Linked DNA regions of Mus musculus: region 1 is linked to region 2. Evidence: chromatin contacts called from ENCODE Hi-C or POLR2A ChIA-PET data. All regions are on one chromosome and are shown on one strand. The core of a region is the stretch at or near the end of the contact, and the rest is flanking DNA. Distances in the headings are between cores, read along the strand shown.

What was found. Hi-C counts contacts between places; a loop is a spot of excess contacts on that map. ChIA-PET counts read pairs that join two places held with the same protein, here RNA polymerase II (POLR2A).
Region 1: a map of v-Abl transformed pro-B cells shows a loop between it and region 2 (4-fold over the local background). The contact joins the promoter of Yy1 here to the promoter of Begain in region 2. A Hi-C loop is called at or near these places in 1 of 37 maps with a recorded cell type or tissue (v-Abl transformed pro-B cells). POLR2A ChIA-PET finds 5 or more read pairs at or near these places in 1 of 5 experiments (embryonic stem cell).

The regions. Positions count from the first base shown.
Region 1 is chr12:108,791,575-108,796,856 of GRCm38, reverse strand. Yy1 (YY1 transcription factor) reads right to left here and starts at 3,560. Exons shown (of 5, transcript NM_009537.4): 1 at 2,766-3,560. The coding sequence starts at 3,444.
Region 2 is chr12:109,066,661-109,071,225 of GRCm38, reverse strand. It overlaps Begain (brain-enriched guanylate kinase-associated), which reads left to right and starts at 3,009. Exons shown (of 7, transcript NM_001163175.1): 1 at 3,009-3,100. The coding sequence starts at 3,059.

The sequences.
Region 1 (5,282 bases), core at 2,311-4,810, 270 kb after region 2:
TGGCTAAGCATATTTTAATCTGTTGTGGGTTCCCTATCTGAGGTGAGTAAACTTGTCTTGCATCTCCCCAGGAGAAATCTTGTCACATACCATCATTGCAGCATCTCATAAACTACCAACTATGAAAAACAAGAAGGGGAAAAAGAAGCAGGCTTCTAAGTCTATAATGGTTACAGTACTTTGCTACTGTTTCATTCAAACTATGACCCCCACACAGAATGCTGTCACTGTTCAGAGGACAACAAGCACAAAAACAAAGAGACCTACAAACCCAAGTATCTGGTTTCTACAAATTTCTACTAAAATGTGCTAGCAACAACAAACCTCCTAGAGAGGTACAAATAACTAGTGTCTTAAGATGACTCAACATTGTTGCTGTGCTATGCTGTCTTCTATCTTTTATTTTATACTCAGGAAACAGAGACAGGCTGAGCTCTTCAGGCCAGCCTGGTCTGTAGCTTGAGTTCCAGGACAGTCAGGAACATAGGAAAACCCTGTCTGGAAAAACAACAAAAAACTACCCACATATACTATCTTTATAAGAACTGCTAAGTTTGAGGCTTATGTAAATCTGTGGCATCCTAGTTTAATTAATCTAATGCACTAATTTAATAAACTTATATATACTGTGGAGTTGCAACTCAAGCCTGGGATCAAGTGAAGTCTATTCCTACCACAGCAACATACAAGACACATTTACACTTAACTTAGCTAATCTGTTTATATTTCTTCACTTATTGCAGTCTTAATTTAGTTCTGAAGATTAAATTATTTGCAGAATCTGAACTTGAGACACACATAGTTAGTTGACCACACCACTTAGCTTCTTTTTGGTAATAAGTGCAAGCCACAAAGGCAAGGAAGATGGATCATTTACCACAAGACATTTCTGAGGAAATAGGCCATCCCTTGCTCTTGACATCAAATATTGATAAGCACCATTTTTGCAGACTACTCAGTAACACACTAGACAATTAAGGGTTTGAAGAAATAGCTACCAAAATGCCCCCAAGCTGCTCTACGTGCCCTTGTAAGCAAGCAGCCAGTCACACAAGTAAAGACTAAATGCCAACTAAATTGTCAATTAACCCACCTTAGCCAGGCCCTTCACTTTCTCCCCTGAACTAAACATACACGATTCATCAACACCACACTTGACGAAGTGTTTTTCTGTCTAGAAAAGCAAACTAACAACTTGGTAAGATCTAATGTCAAACATCTGAATCAAGCTATTTTATAACGTAAGTTTTTTATATAGTTAATGAACTCGGTACTCCAAATGTGGTAAATTCATCCAAAGTTCGAAACCTGCTTTCCTTAATTTCACTCTTATTAAAAGTGAAAAAAACAAGCTTTTAAAGATCTCAGCATGCAAACTACCGTTAGCAACCAAAAAAATGTGTTGAAGGCACTGGATAACTTTTAGGGACTGGCTAGTTACATAGCATACAGCTCCTGATAACCTACCGTGCAGATAATAACCAGGGATTCATTCAGCGAGGAACAGCGCCCTGAGCACTTCCTATTAGATTTCTATAGGACGCTCTTCTCCTTCCTGAACCACAGACCCATCAAGCTTACGTCACTTGGATACTACCATAGATTAGCTTTTCATCTATTTCACTCGTTTCCCAAAATTTTAACATTTTAATAAACTACACATCAAGGCTCAAGTTATGCTTTCAAATTCATCAAATTTAATCACTAGGGCTACATGAACTAGGTATGGTGAGATTATTCTGTCTAGTAGTAGTTTCTTAACAATAAAGCTGACTAGCTTGTTAACACAGTACTAGGATAAAGTGAACAGTCAACAACAGCCTTTCCAGGGCTCTACCTTGAGTTTACTCATGCGGGGAAGGAACTCTTCGGTGCCCTACACAGGCTTCCTGACTTTCGCTAAAAGGCGTATTAAATCAGTAAAACAAATTATCCACTTTTTTTATTCTTTTCGTGGGGGAAAACAAGACCAGAGATACTGATAACTAAGCGATTTTTATTAGTTTGTTGGCAAATATCCTAAGCTGTGTAAACCAGCCCAGTCTGTCTGCATAGGGCCCACGACTTAAAAAACAAAATTCACAACGCGTAAAGGCCGCTGAAATGCTGTGGCTCTTCCTTCCCCTAACTCCCGTTCTAGGTCGATCAGGCGAGGAGCGCGTTGGCAGCGCGGGTGACAGGTTCCAACGGCCGCCGAACCCGCACACGAGCGCCCTACGTGCCACCCAAGTCCCGCCCCGCAGCGGCGACGGCCTGGGCCAGCGTGACCGCGGGGCAGCTGCGGCGGGGCTATGCGCCGCCCGCTCCGGGAAGGGCTTCGGGGAGACGCTTCGCGTCCGAGGGGGCCGAGCTGAGCGGAGCCGAGCGGGGCGGGGCCCCGACAGCCCCCGGGGGACGGCGGGGGAGCGGCGCGCGTCCGCCCTGCGCCACGGCCCTGTCAACGCCCGGCGGGTGGTCCGGCGCGGGGCGGCGCCCTCAACCGGCCCCGCCGCACGTCCGTTGGCTCGGGCGTGGAGGGGCGCTGGCCCCTCCCTCCCCGCCCGCCGCCCCAGCCCGCTTCCGCTCGCACAAACTACGCCATTGCGGCCTAGCCGGGCGCCGCCCCTCCCCCGCGCCGCCATCTTCGCGGCCCGCCGCCCCCGCCATCTTTTGGGGCCGCCATACTTGCCCGGGCGGAGAAGATGGCGGCGCCCATCACACACATAAAACATGGCTTCCCTTCAAAACAAAAACATCCCGAGCGGCGGCGCGCCGCCTGCACTCACCCGAGGACCACATGGTGACCGAGAACTCGCCCTCCAGGGTCTTGATCTGCACCTGCTTCTGCTCCCACTTCTTATTCCCCGGGTCGGCGCCGCCGCCGCCCGCCGCGCCGGCCCCGCCGCCCAGGTAACTCTTCTTGCCGCTCTTCTTGCCGCCGCCCTTCTTCACGCGACCGCCGCCCGACGAGGCCCCGCCGCCGCTCTTGCCGGCCGCCGCCACGGTGACCAGCGTCTGCTCTATGTAGTCGTCGTCGCCGCCGGCCGGCGCGGGCACCGGGATGAGGATCTGGTCCTCGAAGCCGTCCTCGGCGCGCAGCCCGTCCGAGTCGTCCCCGCCGACCACCTCCTCGCGCGTCTGCACCAGGATCACCTCCTGGTGGTGGTGCACTTGGGTCGGGTCGTCCGTCACCAGCGGCTGCAGCGCGATCATGGGCGGGTGGTGGTGGTGGTGGTGGTGGTGGTGATGGTGGTGGCCGGCGTGCCCGTGGCCGCCCCCGCCGCCGCCGTGGTCGCCGCCGCCGCCGTCCTCGTCGTCGTCGTCCTCCTCCTCCTCCTCGCCCACCACCGTGGTCTCGATGGTCTCCACCGGGATGGTCTCCACCTCGATCTCATGCAGCTCCACGATCTCGGCCGGCATCTCCGAGCCGTCCGTGGCGATGTAGAGGGTGTCGCCCGAGGCCATGGCTGAGGGCTCCGCCGCCACGGCCGCCGCGGCAGGCGGCCTCGGCTCCTGGGCTGCGGGAGGGAGGGCGGGCGGGCGAGGAGGCGGCCGGCCGTGGGGAAGGAAGGCAGAGGGAGGAAGGCAGCGGGCGGGCGGGGGGAGAGGGGGCGGGCGGCGGGGGAAGGGGCGGGCGCGGCGGCCGCGGGGCTTCCCCGCCTCCCGAGATCGGTGCGCCCCGCGCTGGCTCGCTCGCTCGCTCGGCCGCTGCCTGTCCTGCTTCCCCGCCTGCCTTCGCCTCGCCTCGGCTGCCTGCCCTGGCTGTGGCCGCGCCTCCTCCCGCCCTCCGGGCCGGCGTTACGCTGCCCCCTGCCTCCTGCGCCTCCGCCTCCTTCCACACAAATACCAACTCCTCAACCCCGAGCCCAGATCTCGCCGCCGCCGCCGCCGCCACACTCTGCTCCGGCTCGGCCTCGCGAGACTTCCGCGGGGCTCTCGGCCCCGCCCCGTCCCCGATTCCCCACTCGCTGTTCCGGCTCTCGCTCCTCCCTCGCTACCAATCGCAGGGCCCCTCGAGGCGCCGGGGCCCCGCCTACTCCCAACCAGGGTCCTCCCGATTGGGGGGGCCCCCGCTGGGGTAGGGGGCGTGGCGGCCCGCACGCGCGCTGGCTGGCCCCCCCGGCGCGTGACGTCAGCTCCGCGCCGCCGTCGCCTTACGGCGCTCGGCGTCGCGCGAACCCCGGCGTCCGCGGTGCAACAGTGACAAAAGTGCCGCTCCGGGGCCCCAGTCGCTGACAGGAGTGGGGCGTCGGCGCTGCGCCTTACGCCTCGGGAGCCGGCGAACTTTCCGCGCGACCCAGGCGCACGGTAACGAGCTGGGGTGAAGGGGGGCGCGCGCCTGGGGCTGGCGTGCTGCCGGCGGGGCGTGCGACCGGCGGCCGCGTGGCCGCAATAAAGTCTGCTCTGACGAGAAACGCCTGTGCTTGATTTTTGGTTTCCCGTTCGTTTTGCCTTTACTCGTTACTCGGGGTCTCGTGCGGTAGCGGCACGGACGGCGTAGCCGACCGTGTGCTGCCACGGGCTCTTTGGTCGCGTGCCGGTGGGCGGCGCGCGAAGGCGACCGCGGCAAGCGGAAGCGGCGCGCGCAGCCTAGGGTTCACCGTTGGAAGTGTGTCCGTTATTCTTTTATGACCCGCGGAAACCGGAGACCCAGCCGTTGGGTGCCTGTTGGAACGAAGGGTCTGGCTGCTCCTGTCGAGCGACTCCACTATTGTAGCTTTCTGAAAACTCCCTTCTATCTTTGAATAACTTGACACAGGCTTCGCCTATTCCTCGCTCATAAACATTCCTTTTGCCGAAAAGGACTATTTAAAAATATTCCTTTTAAATAGTCTTTGCATTTAGCTCTTTGAAAATTCCATGTCTTTTGTGATTTCCCTATTATAAGTAACAGCTTAGGTTTTCCTTGTTCAAATCATCAAATTGCTTAAGATACATTGTAGTGAAGTGTTTCTTCTGTGCTTCCTTTCGATAGACCAGGTGTGGTTTAAAGCAACATAAAGTTAGATTGCCTTTTTTTTTTCCAAGAACCGAAAATTTGAGCCAAGTGTATCTTATTTGTTTCTTAGATTTAACGGTCAGCTTCATCTGTTGAATATTCTGGATTACTTTTATCTACCGGAGTTGTTAGTGTTGAGGCAGGAGAGTATTCTAAATGCATTACATGCATCTTAGGCCAAACTTAAACAGTTGGGCATCTTATAATTTTAAACATACTTAGCAAGGTGTCCTTGTGCAGGTTTTTAATCTTTGGAGAGGGAGGTAAGTCAGGAGTTTAAAGCCAGCCTTGGCTACGTGTATAG
Region 2 (4,565 bases), core at 1,760-4,259:
GACCCAGGAACACTCCGAGACAACAGAAGCTTAGATATGGTTTCCCGGGACCCAGGCCAGAGGTCTAGCTGTTGGAGGAGGGGTCACTCCCAAGTTGGTCTTCACTAGCTGTCCTGAGTGAGAATGGAAGACGCAGGGATATTTAGACCACGACGCACCCAAGTGGAGCCACACTCTTGCCAGGAGACAAGATTGTGAAGGTTTTGGAAGTTGGGAGGGAAAATCAAGTCTCTCCTTGGGACCAGAAAGTTGGGGATCTGGACAAAGCTGAGGCCATTCCAGGAGTTCTCCTCACTGGGATGTTGTCTCTTGTTTGATGAGGATACAGTAAGCATGTCTGTGGGTGGATGGAGATGGAAGGGCAACCTGGAGACAGAAGAGACTCCTGAGCCTGAGGTGGGAACCAGGTTCCTTGCTGTAGGTTTGGGGAGACAGCAGGAACCTTGCCTGTAAGACCCACAGTGTGGCAAAAGGCACAACCCTGTGACGGTCTCAGGTGTGCAGTGAGTGACCAGAAAGGAGGAAGAGGGACCATGGATGAACGGGCCTCACTGAGACAAATGCTTCGCTGGGGTGGGGTCTCTCCTGCGGCTGGCCAAGTCCAACAATATACTTCTGGAGGAACAGCCGGTCTTCTGCTCCCTAGATGGCACAAGTATGCTGGGACAGTTATGGAACCCTAGTGTCCAGACATCTGGAAAGCTGATGAGGGTTGGGGACAGGAACTGAGGACCAAGGCCTCTACCACACGGGGTAGTGTTCCCCACGTCCACCCCAGCTGAAGACAGGCCTCCTCTAGGAAGTTCCTCCTGGGTTACTATGCTCTGCTGTTCTGAACGCAAAAGCCCTGGGCTCTCAACTGTTGGGATGCTCTTCAGGTGACACCCCTAGGCTTTCCTCTACCTGGGAGAAGGTCAGACATGGATAGGGGCACTGGGCCAGACGAACGATGTGCTCAAATCCTTGATCAGCTTTCTCCTTGCTAGTGGCCTCTGGGAAGGGGCATAACCTCTAAGCTTCCGTTGTACTGTCTGCAAAGGGAGCAGTACCACCTTTCACATGGAGTGTGACAGGGACAAAAGACCCACAGCCAGGGACAGCTGTCTCCCTGTCCCCTCCCACTGGTGGGAGATGAAGGGAGTCTAGTGAGGGAGGGATGAAACAAGACCTTAGGAACAACTCTAGAGTTGAAGGTTGAAGCCTTCCCAAGCAAGCCTGGCCTGAGTCTGAAGACTTCCGAAGTATAGCAGGCAGGAGCCATTGGCCCCTCCCCTTCCTCTCTAGCCATCTGTGCATTGGCAGCAGAGGAGGCAGGGCAGAGGAGAACAGCGTTCTGGCTTCACCTGAGCAGGACCCATCTCTAAGGGAAGGCTACAGCCCAGGGCAGGAAATATAGACAGAACCCAGTTCTATGGGCTACATCTGTGTTCTCTGTTTTTCCCTTCAGGCCTTTGGAGGCCTGTATGGGGGAAAGTAGGACTTTAAGGACTGTTCCATCTCTGTCAGGAGGACCGCAGTGATCAGGATTGGTGGCCCATGCTACCTCTAACTTCAGCATGGGTTAACTCAGATCCCCAGAGCAAGAGACACATCCACAGTGAGTCAGAAGTTAGCATAAGCTGGCCACCGTGGGCCAGGGCTGCCTTCTTGTACCTGCCTCAGTTGTGGTCCATACTCCTAGAGTTAGGAGGAGCATCCTGAGGCTCACTGAACCCTCCCCTTCCACACCTATTACAGAGTAATGTCCCTGGGGAAGATAAGGGACACTCCTAACTTCTACCCCACCCCCACCCCCGTGTCTGCCTGTTCCTCCTGGAGACTCACTTTTATTGCCTCTCTCTCTTCCTTCGCTGTCAGCACACTTTTCCTGTGCTGTCACAGTGCCTGAGTGCACCAGCTACTCCCCTAATTAAAGGAGAGAGAAGCTGCAATGTACACAGCACATAAGGCCGAGGGGTGGATGGTGGTGACAGCCCCGTGACAGCATGGATGTCCTCGCTGCCCCTGGACCGTACACTTAAAGGTGATTAAAATGCTAACTCTTGACATGTATGTTTACCACAGTACAATGTCAACATACGTGCTGTAGTCGCTGCTAGTATCCCCTTATCTCCCTCGGAAACCATTAACACTCAACCGTTCAGCCCACAGGCCCTGAGAGAAGCCAAAGGTAGGCTCTGCTGTCTTTTTCCCCCACCCCAGATCCTTCCTGGCCCCATGTGATTGACTCTACTAGACTGGAAAGATGCTCCCGGGGCAGAAGGGGGACCCTGGTTTCTCGGGACTTATGCTAGTTAGCTTCCATACGTGCTCCAGTTTGGTTGGGACTATCAGCACCACTATGCCAGTGTCTCACCCAGGGCCAGAATAACCTGACAAGTCCTGAGCGCTACTGGGGCCAGAGAGGGATGCTCTACCACAGTCACAGTTGCCCTCCTGAAGTCATGATTCCTTTTGGATTACTTCTTGGAAAGAAGGAGCCCCTCCACTATTATGGAGCTCCCAGACAGAGATTTACAGGCCAGTCTTGGAAGTATATAGGGGGGCTGCTGCAGTTTAAGGAACCCATGACAGGTATGGGGGCTAGGCATCGGCCAGAACTTGAAGGGCAGAGCAGTGGACTACACCCTTGGAAGTCACTGTCCTGTCTGTAAACTGCAAGGTCCCTGAGGGCAGGGACCTGTCTCTCACTGCCAAGTCAGTCCCTGGGGACCTGAGTGGCCGGTACACAGCAGGTACCTACTAAATGCTGGTACCCCACCCCCAAGCAGGGCCCGGGACACAAGGCGTTGCACCCCACACTCCTCCATTCATGCCCGCCGCCATTCATGCGCGCGGGACTCATTCACCCCGCGCGCCGCCATTCCGCGCCCTGTGCGCCCCGCGCCCACCACGTGCGCCCTGCCCGGCGCGGCGCGGGGAAGCGCCGGAGCAGCCGCGGCTGCGCGGGGCCGGGGCTGGCGGGGAGCCGGGCCGGGGGCGGGGGGCGGGCGCTCCCTGCGGGAAGCGGGGCGCTGGGGAGCCCCGGCCGCGGGCTCGGGCGCGCAGAGCCGGGGCCATGTGGACGGGTGGCCGGCGGCCGGGCCGGCTTCGCCGGGCGGTGAGTACCCGAGAGCCGGGCTGGCAGGGCGCGGGGCGGGGCTGGGCGGCGGGCACCACGCTGGGGCGGTCCCTGCGCGCGCCCGCGGCGGCCCTGGGTGGCGCCGGGGCCCGGGGCCCTCGCGCGGGGCGGGGCGGCCGGGCCTCCGCGGCTGCTTTGCGCGTGCGGCCTGAGGACTTGCGGAAGGCGGGTGTAGGGGGCCCGGCTGAGCCCACCCCGTTCGGGGGGCGGCCCTGGAGAGGCCGCAGAGCCGGAAGGAGACTGGCCAGGGACCGCTTCCCGAGCGTGGGCCGCGCGTGGGCCCGCGCATGCCTCGGGCACCTTCATCTCCGGCCGCCCTAGCAGGCCGCCAGCAGTCCTCCCCATGGACAGGCGAGGAAACTGAGGCTGGGCAGGCAGGGCCACTCTGCAGGCGCTGACCTGCTCACAGAGCCCCTGCACGTTGGCTGGGAATTTCTGCCCCTAGCATTTCCGTTTCCTGCCTGGTTTAGAGGTGTTTCATTCCTCGTGTGTGCCCACCCCATCAGAACAAGGTTCCTTTGGGGCAAGAGCTGCGTGGGCGACATCTCGGAATCTCCTGAGGGAGCAGGATGGGAGCTGGGAAGGTCCCCTGGAGCAAGGGCTGGCTGCAAGAGACAGACAGGAGCCATGCAGGTGTGCAACCCTGATGCCCAGGGTTGGTCCACCAGTGCAGTCCCTGGGCACATGTGGGGGACATCATCTTTCTGGATTCCCTTATCCTGAGGTCCCAATACCCTGGGCCCCTGGAGGCCATGGGATGCTCTCTTAGGTTCTCTGGGCCTCAGTTCCCCCACTGTCCAGGAGTAAGTGGTCTTTGCTACTCTCAAGTCTAGGCTATGAGAAGGTCTCTAGGAGGAAGCCCCTTTTCTGTGCTGTGTCTGGGCAGCCCAGTAGGGCAAGTGGCCTTTGGGGACGGCTCTGCCTGGCATCTGTGACAAGCAGGGCGGGGAGGCAGCAGCAGGGCCTGGCAGCCTCCTGCAAACCCTTAATTTTCCCACAGCTCACTATAATCAGGGCGGCTCTGGAAAGCAAGCACAGTGGCAGATGCAGGCGCAGGGCGAGGGGCTCCTGAGCAGCACCAAGGACCCTCCCAAGTTCCTGTCTCACATGTGTTCATTCCTGTGGCCTGCTCTGTGTGCTGGCTCCTGAGTAGTGAAGTGGGAAGTCAGGGATGCCTGGGGCCATGGCCTGTAAGAACTTCTCATAGGCTGGAGGTCAGGTGAGGGACCCACATAGGCCAAGAGCAGAATTCAGTGTGAAGCAGTCCGGACAAGGACTTACTTTCTCTTTCTCTCTCTGTCTCTCTCTCTGTCTCTCTCTCTGTCTCTCTCTTCTCTCTCTCTCTCTCTCTCTCTCTCTCTCTCTCTCTCTCTCTCTCTCTCTCGGCCTTGAGCATCTGGTTGGCCTGCAGTGGCTGCCATTTATAGAATACTGACTGTGTACT